2 separate regions of the Mus musculus genome follow, and region 2 is linked to region 1. A link is a loop called in an ENCODE intact Hi-C map of the cell type or tissue named here. Cell type or tissue: gastrocnemius. All regions are shown on one strand. Each heading gives the region's core, and the rest is flanking DNA. Links, peaks and the distances in the headings are about the cores only.

Region 1 (5,371 bases), core at 248-5,247:
GTGACGTCCTTTTCACATCCTCTTGTCCACCACAGCTCCTGACTATGACAGAAGCCAGTGGCTGAATGACAAGTTCAAGCTGGACCTGGACTTTCCCAATGTAGGTGCTGTGAAGGGGAAGTTTGGGGAAGACATGGTGATCTCACCTCATCTCCTGGCCTGGCTGAGGGTTTAGGATCAGTGTTTCTGCTCTCCTGCTCCATCCCTGCTGGCTGCACAGTGTTCTGTGATGGGCTGTGTCCCAGCTCTCTCATTCAGTGCACACTGTGCCCATGGAGGGCTTCCCACGGCAGGCACACTGAGTGCCAGGCCCTGTGTCTTCTCTCACCCAGGGAAGGGATGGAGGGACCTCATATCCCATCTGACCTTCCCTGCTTGTCCATCCAGCTGCCCTACTTAATTGATGGGTCACACAAGGTCACCCAGAGCAATGCCATCCTGCGCTACCTTGGCCGGAAGCACAACCTGTGTGAGTGGGGCTGGCTGCAGGGTGGGGGACCATGGCCACCTACCCTGGTCTTGGCAAGGGTGGGCTGCTGAGAGTGAGTCTGGGCTGTGTGTGCTGCAGGTGGAGAGACAGAGGAGGAGAGGATCCGTGTGGACATTTTGGAGAAACAGGTCATGGACACTCGAATTCAGATGGGCATGCTTTGCTACAGCGCTGACTTTGTGAGTCTGCACTGTGTGGTATAGACAGGGTTTGCAGCAGGAGTCAAGGAAGGGCCTGTGTTCAGTTCCATGCATGTCCTCTTTGGAATGTGAACCCACCCATACTGATTTATCAAGCTCTCCTATCCAGCCAACAGTTCTTGCCCCACCCCCATTTTGTTAACAAGTACAACATACCGTTTCCAAGAAGTTTTGCGGTATTGTTATGATACCAAGGGCTGCAAATTCATTTCCTACACAGCAAATTCATATGTTCAATTCTTTTCAACTTTGACCTTGACCACTGCCATGAGCCACCTTGTCCCTGGGGTTCACAGATGAAAACCAGAGGGGAAAAAGGTCATGGGTATTTAGAAATCTACCCAACAGATTTCTCAGAGCTGAGTTCTTAGTGGTAGCAAAACTCGGGGCCTCTTGCTGGAGCTCACGGTCAGCTAGAGAACCACTGTCTCTTTCAACACCCTATGCTGTTCAACTGATTCTATTCTTTGAGATCCCTCTTTGAAATCACGTAGTCTCTTCTCTTGAGATTGTTAAATACTTGGCTTTCCTTCTTCCACTGGACTGTTCTGTTCAGAACCTGTCTGGAAGGCACTACCCTGGAAGGCAGTGCTGAGCTAGACATCAGTCATGACAGATTCAGGGACAGATTGGCATTTCCATTCCAGGCACCCCTGAGAGATGAAGCCTGCTACCAATCGAGAGTCTGATTATTAAAGTGGTGAAGCGTTAAATGGCACATGCCCAGAATTAGGAAGATGCCTGTTCCTTTGCACAGCTGGGCAAAGCCACACTTTCTCCCACAGGGCCTGCATGAGGGTTATGACAGCTATTATTTTCTGCTTCAGGAGAAACGGAAGCCAGAGTTCTTGAAGGGCCTCCCAGATCAGCTGAAACTCTACTCGGAGTTCCTGGGGAAGCAGCCATGGTTTGCAGGGGACAAGGTAGAGAGGGTAGCAGGTGGGCAGGAGGAGCTGCCATTCTTCCCAGGCATCCGGATCCCACCTCACTGAGCCTCACTTCCTGCAGATCACCTTTGCAGACTTCCTCGTCTATGATGTCCTTGATCAGCATCGAATGTTTGAACCCACGTGCCTGGACGCCTTCCCAAACCTGAAGGACTTCATGGCCCGCTTTGAGGTGATGCCCTGGTCCTGCTTCCTCTTGGATGCCCTACTTCCCTTCCCCCTTTCCAGGTTGCTTCCCTAGTTCTGATCTATTGAGCACTGACTTTCTGCCAGGACCCATGTTCAGCCTTCTAGATCTGCGGAGTCAATTTGTCATTGCCACACGCAGGCAACCTGGGTAGAATTAGCTGTCACGATGAACAGATAAGGAACACGAGACTGTGTAGGGTAAGCTACTTGCTCAGCATCCTAGCACGAGTAGAGGCTGTTCTGGGCTCCCAACTGCTTTTGGCTTCTAAGAGCAACATTCAGTGTCTCTTCCTGATTTGTGCCAAAAAGAAAGTCAGGCCTTTAAACAGCTTGGGTTTCCGGCCCAGGACCTGCAGTATGCAGATTATGTGAAGAATGTGTTTGTTCCTGCAACCGTTAGGCTGAGAGAAAGGCAGACTGATGTGCAGGACCAAGACATACTCCATGGTAATATTTGATTGGTGTTGTCAGTCCTGTGGCTGACCTGTGAAGTACTGTGACTCAGGGCTGCTCCTGTGGAAGACTTCATCTTGAGTTCTTTTGGTGGGTGTGCTTTTTCCTCCCGCCATTCCTCCAGCTCCCATTGTGTCCCCTATGAAGTGAGGTCGTACTTTGTCCTTACTGAGATGCTTTGGAATTTCCCTCTGTATCGGGCCCAGCTGGACGTGTAAAACTGTCCCTCCATCCCAGGACTGAGTGAAGCCGGTAGGTGGGGGGCACAACAGACCATGAGATGCCTGTGATATTAATGGCTGCCTGGCTCTCACCTCGCAGTTAACCATGATCCACCCTGAACTCTCTGGTTTGACACCAACAAGATGTACTTTTTTTCATTTTTGTATGTTCAAGGCATTGCCATAGCAACAGATCTCGGCCTAGAAGCACTTCTCCTTTCCCACTTGCCATTAAGAGATGCATGTCTTTTTTTAGTTAGCTCTCATCACTGCGGTTGTGATCCACATGGAGTGGCCTTGTGAGTGTGCACGAGCTGGTATAGCTGAGGAGGGGAGTGCAGAGGCCCTTGTTCTGAACACAGATGGCTGTGGCTTGTTGGGGACTGGTAGCTCTGGCTCTCTCTTGATCTTTGGAAATGACCTGTGCACTCTCTGACAAGGTGTCCTGTATCACACTCCACTGCATCAGAGCTAGAGATGAGATTGGTAGGGGCTCAGTGGGATTGTGCTTAGGGCTCAAGTGGAGACGTGTTAGCTTCTGGTGAACATCTGGAGCTGGCCACTCATGCTCTGCAGTCTCTTCGGCCTTCTCTGCATACACTCAGGGTTTGCTGAGTCACTGGGTGGCTCCTGGACTCTCTTCCAAACCACACAGGCCAGTTCTCAACCCTTTCGGTTTTCTGGATCCTTGCTTCTTTTAAGTACAGGCATGTCATTGTAGCCAGGAGTGACAGTGCCCCCTATGGGAGGCAGGAGGGAGTGCACAGGGAGCAGAGTGGCAGCCACAGTGCTGGGCTGACCCTCTTAGCCATGGGAGACTGAGGAAGTTTCTTAACCTCTGCTACCTCAGCTGATTGGTGTGATGGTGGGGCTGCTTTTGCAGGGTGGTGGGGTGGGTTTTCTCCTTCTGGATTTTAAAGTCTCTTGGCTGGTCCTGGAGTGGGTTTGCAGAGCTGAGGTCCTGGTTTCTCCTTCTCACCTGCAGGGCCTGAGGAAGATCTCTGCCTATATGAAGACCAGCCGCTTCCTTCCAAGTCCTGTGTACTTAAAACAGGCCACGTGGGGCAATGAGTAAGACCATGCATGGAGTGCCGGTGTTGGTGGGGAAGATCTATCAGTGTGCCTGTCACCGTGAACACTGACCGGGCCACAGCTAGCTTCCAGTAACTTCTCTTCATCAATCTTCCCATTTTTTTCCCTCTGTCTTTTCATTAACTTTCCCTCTACAAGAACTCCTTGTCTCCCCTTTCACTCAAGCCTCCAATGTCAGCTCCCTGTCCTCAGCAAAGTCCTTTGCTTCCCTTGTTTCTTTCTGCCATGTTTCTAACCAGACAATCTTTCACTGCACTTTGAGCAGCTTAGCCCAAAGATCCATACTCCCCAGTATGCAGGCTCCATCTCCAGAGTGGGAAGGCCCAGTCTTGTGTGAGCTCTAGTAAAGTGTTATCCATACTAGCTCTGTGTCCTGTCGTATTACCTAGAATTCTCAGGAGTGACTACATGAATGTGGCTGTGTGGTCTTTGTTCTGTGGTTCACAAGGATGAATAGGTGATGGGAACATGGGGTGGACTCTCAGGTAGTCAGGATGTATGACCACGCACAGGGGCTGCAAATATGGCTGAACTTTTCAGAGCACTTCCTTTCTTGTTTTGGGCCTGGATTTGGTTCCCGCCACCCACATGGTGGCTCACAATGGGCCTATAATCACAACTCCAGGGAATCTGATGCTCTCTACTGCCTGCTTGGGCTTACACACACACACACACACATACACACACACACACACACACACACACACACACACACACACACACAATCTTTTTAAAAAGAGAGAAATCATGATGTGCCCTGGCAGTGTTCACCTGGGGTTCTTATAGGTGGGTGTGTCTTCTATACCAGAATTCTCAGTCATCATCAAGCTGTGTGGTCATCCTGCAGTGTGATCATCCTGCAGTGTGGTCATCCTGCAGTGTGCATGCAGTCCCTCCGTTGGCCATGCTCACCTGTGAGTCTTGCTTCCGAGAGGTGCTAGGCTGATGGGCAGAGGGTGAACAGTCACCAGGTTTTACATCTACCCTCACCTGGAAGCCATCTTTCTCTCTTTTCAAGATGGTTTACTATAAGCATTCCCTACTGTCGGTGATTGCGTTGTAGGAATTTTCAAAAAACTCAATCATCAGCTCATCGAGGGGAGATTCTGGCTGTGTTGATACATCTGGCAGTGTCTGGCAAGTTAACGTTTGGGAAATTGTGAACATCTGCTTTTGGAGATGCTTGTGCCAGTGTTTGGCGTAAGGACTCTGGAAATAACCATGCTTCCTGAGAAAACATAGAATGGGCCACAGGAGGTTTTTCATGTGGAGGTGTTGTAGTCTGACCCAGAAGCCCTCGCTCACCTAAGCAGTTAAGAGGTGCAGCTGCCAGTGAATGGTTGGAGATGGGCAGATCTACTTCCCTAGGCCCCAGAGCAGCAGGGTGTGATTGGTGCTGTCAGGTCACCCACAAAGGAGCTAGATTCATTGAAGAAGCATCCTTTGATGGAGGCTAGATCATGGATTCTAGCCTTTGTCAACCACTTCTTGTGAGACCTACCTGTAACTTGGAACATGTTGGAGGATGGCCCTGCTGGGCATTGTCCTTACGCCAAGTCTCAGCTGCTGCCTGTTACAGCAGTTAAGAAGTAAGCACTCATAGGCAGATGTGCGGGTCACTGTGAAATAAATGATTAATTAAAATGAAAAGCTTATAAGATAAACATTCATAGATGAGAAATGTTTATTAATCTGGTAAGATCAAAATCCTTTATGCTGACTCTACTGGCTGGCTTTGTGTGTCAACTTGTCAGGAGCTGGAGTTATCACAGAGAAAGG
Region 2 (5,371 bases), core at 279-5,278, 78 kb before region 1:
GAGTGTGGTCCGGAGCTAAGTGAGGTAGGCCAGGCTCTTCCAACCTCATCTGATGGCTTCTGGCCACAGCAAGTGTTGGGTGGTGATGGGCAACAGGGGAGTTGAGGAGGGGAAAGCAGTACCCCTTGATAAAGGTGGGGACACGGGAAGCCCCGAATTCCTCACCCATGGCCAATTTCAGAGGGAGGGGAGGGTTACAATCTAAGCTTTGGCCAAGGGTGGGAGTGGAAGAGTGGGGACCATGGCTTGGATGGGGCATCACTTAAGACTGAAGAAAGCAGGGGTGCAGCCAAAGCGCCCCAAGCCCAGCAGTAGTCAGTCCCACAACTGCTACTTGAAGCCTTCCCATCTATTCTAAGGGCCACCACACAGCCGTGGCAGAGGGCGGGGAGGGCAAAGGCAGACTCAGGCCAAGGGCCAGCAGCAGGTGATTGTGTGACGTGTCTGTTCACAGTTGTGTTAGCTGTGCCCACCGCTCCCACAGGAAACCGATTTCAACACCTTCTTGATCCCAGACGTTCAACCAGGCAGACAGCGGTTACACTTGACAGTTGATGTTACACAGCACAACTTAGGTATTTCAAATGGACGAGAAGTTAGTATCAGAACAGTGCCTCAGGATGAAGGCTGAGTGGAGCTTCCTCTCCAGTACTTTGAGGTCTACAGATGTATCTAGAAAATTCACTACTGTGGAAAATGAAGACTTGGGTTGGATGGGGAGGGGAGGCCGGGGCCTTGGTGACTAATTGCTGTAACGCTGTCCTTCCGGTGGCTGTGGCAGCTTCATGTTCTCTTTTGGCATCATCAGGCGCCGCAGTTCCTGCAGGATGACTTTGATGCTGTGGGAGTTCTGCCACTTTGCCAGCACTGCCGTGGCTCTCGGATCCACCACTCCATTCGAACTGCTCACGCCGCTCATATTGACTCTTGTTACAAATTTTACAGACAGGGGTGCCTCTGGGTACTTAGGCCCACACTCTATCTTAAGGCTGTATATTCGGTTTTCATAGATTGTTCGTGGAGGCCCAATTATCATGCCTGTCCATCTTGTAAGTGTCATGCCCTCGTCGTCCTCCAGACCCCAGCTAACTGTGCCATCGCCTACTCCTTTCTGTCCTTCTTCCAATTCTTCTAACAGTCAGAAATTTTGAGGGACTTTTACTCCCGAGCCTGTGGTGGCTGACATCTTGCGCCGCTGTCACTCGAAGGCCGGCCCCTTCTTCACCCCCACCCCGAGTTTTAAAATTTTTAAAGCCATTATTTATAGAATTCTGTGGTTTTGCATGGACCATGTTGAATGTCACCCATTGGCCTGGAAGAAATTACGGAATCCATCTCAGATGTCACTCTATAGGTTATAAGCCAAATTTCCTCCAGCACATTTAGATTTTTTTCCTGTACAGTGTCCTTTTAAGACACTAGGGCTGGCTGCACTGTGAACTTGTGACAGTGCACAGAGACACCCAGAGGATCAGTGACCAACGCTGGGATTAAATTCTCCAAGACAGCACTGGCTGTGACTCCTAGCTTCAGATCTCTCCACGTCTCCAGTCCCCACAGTTCCCTGCTGCCTTTCAGGGACCTTTCTCATTCAAAGGGACAATGATCTCGGACTCTGGGGACCCTGCATTGAGAACTTGCTGTCCTAGCCCTTATCCCTGTCTGCAGATAGATTCTGTCCTCTGAAGGGCTCCAGGGCTCTGGCTCCCTTCCCAGGCCCTCTGAGTCCTTGTCCTAGACAGTATGGATTCCTTCTGCTTTCTTCCACTCCTCCTTCTCTACTTCCCACAGTGTGTGACAATCTGCTGAAGTGCCTCATTCATACTTGCAAAATATGTCCCTGTAGTTCCCACCAAACTGCTGCTAAAGCCCCAGTGACATGGTCACTTTTCGTGCATCCTCACCAAGACCTGCAGAACATGTGGTTTCTTTAATGTCCTAGGATGAGATGGCCTCTGCTTGCCCCCTGCAACCTCACTGCACAGCTCCTATGTGGGTGACATGATATGTTGCCTTCATACCCCGTAGTCCCAGTAAAGGATGATTTAATCCCAAAATGTACGTCCTGCAGAGCAACAGCCTTGGCCTTTGACTTGTAAACTCATTTTAGTCTCCCCTTCCATCAAGCCTCTTGGTTGTCTGCAAAAAAGAAAGTAAACAGGTAGGACAGTGTTCTTGGGAGGACATTGACCTTGTGAAGGTAATACTACAGGGCATATACTACTTGTGAAGGATATACTACTATATATCTCAGGGTAACCTGAAAGGTCATTTGAGCCACCCTGTCATATACAAACGCATGTCCGGAGCCTGGGCCAGGTCCTGCATTTAGGGACAGCTGAGGGTCTTGCTTTGGGCTCCCATGTGTACAGCATCCTGGTATCCCTTGAAAGCAAACTTCTTGGGTCACATGCTCTCCCTCTCTATGGCACAACCCAGCGTGGGCTCTTTTTCTCCCTTGTGCTCTGCTGGGTTTTGTCAGCTGACTGTTGTCCACAGCTGTGGCTTCCCTCAAACTTCCGGCCCCTCTGTGGTTGGTACTTGAATTTAGATTCATAAACACGGCCAAAATACAGATTAGTTTTTTAATAACTGATAACAGTTCTCAAACCCCCTAAAGGAAAATACGGAGCCCTGTTTATCTCTGCCTTGGGGTTGTTTCCATGTCACCGACTGTTCCTGTAACTTGAGGCTGTGTGCGCAAAAATCCGGTACCTGTCAGACTGACAGAGTTCTTTCCATGACGATAAGTGCTACATTAAACTCTCAGGTCGGGGGCTCTCGCCTTTTTGTCTTTAAGCTGAGAGTTGAGCCTCCCCAATGACAGATTCCCACAGTCTGGGTGTGAAAACCGAGCTCTGCAAAAGAAAGGAAGGCGGGAGAACACCCACCCAATGTTCTTTCGCTGTCTGGCCAGACTCCAGGCAAAGTGCTAGCTAGTCTAGGGAGCATCCAGCAGGCGGCGATGGCGGCAGTCGCTAAGAGGGTTTCGGGGGAAGCAGGAGAGCAGATTCTGTTTCAGCGTGTGCAAAACAGAATCCCGGGACAGAGGCCGCTAAGGATCTTAACCCCGCCTCTCCCGGAGAGGGTGTGGCCTCTGCCTTCCGCTTTAGGGTCTGCTGCTCTGGTTACAGACCTAGGAAGGGGAGTGCCTAATTGGGATTGGTGCAGGGTTGGGAGGGACCCGCTGTTTTGTCCTGCCCACGTTTCTCTAGTAGTCTGTATAAAGTCACAACTCCAAACACACAGGTCAGTCCTGCTGAAGCCAGTTTGAGAAGACCACAGCACCAGCACCATGCCTATGATACTGGGATACTGGAACGTCCGCGGAGTGAGAGAGGGGTCCACTTGGAGGGTGGGACTGGGATGTGAAGCAGAAAGTTCTTAAGAGCAGGAGCCCTTCCTACAGCGGGTACTCTTCAGCTCTCACTGGAATCTCCTGCCTGTAGCTCTCAGCGCTCAGTTTACGCACTTGGGTGGCTGTGTGTGTGTGCGTGCGCGCGCGCGTATGTGTGTGGTGTGCACATGCACGTGCGGGGTGACGGCGTTTGTGCAGTGTGGGAGGTCTCAACGGGTGAAGATGAAGTCATACAAAGAAGTCCCCACAATGTCTGACCTCTGTCTCTTCTGGTCATCTCTCCCAGCTGACACACCCGATCCGCATGCTCCTGGAATACACAGACTCAAGCTATGATGAGAAGAGATACACCATGGGTGACGGTAATGCCACCTTCCTGGTCAGACACCTGCTTCCCTCTTACCTATCAAACTATGCCTAGATTTCCCGTTATTTAGCCCTGCTGGTCTCCCTCTAGCTAAAGATAGAGGCTGCTGCTTCCAGAAACCTCTTTGAGAGTGCAGTTTGATTTTCCAATATAGATCATGGAGAATGGAGTTCCTTGGTCCATTTGTATTTATAATTCGACAGAATTCACTACTGGGGTCTTATTGGGTCCAGGCTGCCTTTATTATCAGTTGTTATTCAGACCCTTCTCCACATTGGAAAGTAACTCTCTGTAACAGGTTGCAGAGGCCCTGCCTTAGGGGTTCTTGCTACTGGTCGATAATCTGTAGAAGGGTGGGACAGTGGGGTAATGCCTTTTCACATCTTCTTGTTTACAGCTCCCGACTTTGACAGAAGCCAGTGGCTGAATGAGAAGTTCAAGCTGGGCCTGGACTTTCCCAATGTAGGTGCAGGGGAGGAGAGGTTTGGGGAAGACACGGTGATCTCACCTCATCTCCTGGCCTGGCTGAGGGTTTAGGATCAGTGTTTCTGCTCTCCTGCTCCATCCCTGCTGGCTGCACAGTGTTCTGTGATGGGCTGTGCCCCAGCTCTCTCATTCAGTGCACACTGTGCCCATGGAGGGCTTCCCATGGCAGGCACACTGTCAGGCCCTGTGTCTTCTCTCACCCAGAGAAAGGATTCAGGTACCCCATATCCCATCTGACCCTCCCTGCTTGTCCATCCAGCTGCCTTACTTGATCGATGGATCACACAAGATCACCCAGAGCAATGCCATCCTGCGCTACCTTGCCCGAAAGCACCACCTGGGTGAGTGGGGCTGGCCACAGGGTGGGAGATGGGGGATAATCTCCTCGGCTTGGCAAGGTTGGGATGCCTAGTGTACTGTGTGTGCTGCAGATGGAGAGACAGAGGAGGAGAGGATCCGTGCAGACATTGTGGAGAACCAGGTCATGGACACCCGCATGCAGCTCATCATGCTCTGTTACAACCCTGACTTTGTGAGTGGCCAGTGGGTGCGGCAGACAGGGTTCACAGCAGGAGTTAAAGTCTCACGTTCAGATCTGTAGCATCCTCCTTTGGTAATGATTCTCTAAGCTTTCTGATCTTACCAGCAGGATGACCCTTGTCACCCCTGAGATCTATCACATCAACACAGTGAAACTATCCCTGCTGGTCTTAGGATATGGTTAAGGTTCTGCTGGTGGACAGTTGATCTAAGTTATTCAGTACAGCTGTAAATCTCTGCTAAATCTGTCCATTGGTCTCTTCCAATGTGCCGTCTTACCCAGTGTTTATACCAAAAGCCCCCAGGATGAAATTAGGGGATGTGGAGTAAAAGTGCTTGCTACATAACATGAAGGCTTCAATATGAACTCTTAGCACCCTATAACACCCCCCCACACACACACACACCCAGTGTGGCAGCCTGGTCTTATAAATATAGTGCTCTGGGAGGAGAGGAGGGCTTCTTGGGTTTTGCTGACCACTGAGGCTAGTTGTTCTTTGAGCTCTAGATTTACTAAGAAACCCTGTCTCAGAAATAAGGTGCACAGTGATTGAGAAAGACACTTGGCATCAACATTGGACCCCCATGCACCAACAGGCACCAGTATACTCCCTAAGTGA

What was found. Peaks named below come from ENCODE experiments on the same cell type or tissue, not always from the same donor. Only the 100,000 strongest peaks of a DNase experiment are listed, where the experiment ranks them.
Region 2: a loop joins it to region 1, with 2.5 times the contacts of the local background. A loop is called at or near these places in 15 of 42 quality-filtered maps.

What each region holds. Positions count from the first base shown.
Region 1 is chr3:107,937,431-107,942,801 of GRCm38, reverse strand. Gstm6 (glutathione S-transferase, mu 6) reads left to right here. Exons shown (of 8, transcript NM_008184.4): 3 at 36-100; 4 at 388-469; 5 at 569-669; 6 at 1,518-1,613; 7 at 1,699-1,809; 8 at 3,486-3,955. The coding sequence ends at 3,575. Among named protein-coding and RNA genes, the nearest start is that of Gstm6, 3.6 kb to the left of the region's middle. In gastrocnemius, for the core only: a CTCF peak has its summit at 3,239; DNase peaks (open chromatin) are centred at 1,366, 1,828, 2,014 and 3,230; H3K27ac peaks cover 1,347 bases.
Region 2 is chr3:108,015,700-108,021,070 of GRCm38, reverse strand. It overlaps Gstm1 (glutathione S-transferase, mu 1), which reads left to right and starts at 3,098. Exons shown (of 8, transcript NM_010358.5): 1 at 3,098-3,331; 2 at 3,645-3,720; 3 at 4,123-4,187; 4 at 4,471-4,552; 5 at 4,643-4,743. The coding sequence starts at 3,296. It also overlaps the pseudogene Gm12502. In gastrocnemius, for the core only: a CTCF peak has its summit at 2,955; DNase peaks (open chromatin) are centred at 3,003 and 3,493; H3K4me3 peaks cover 2,972 bases; H3K27ac peaks cover 3,973 bases.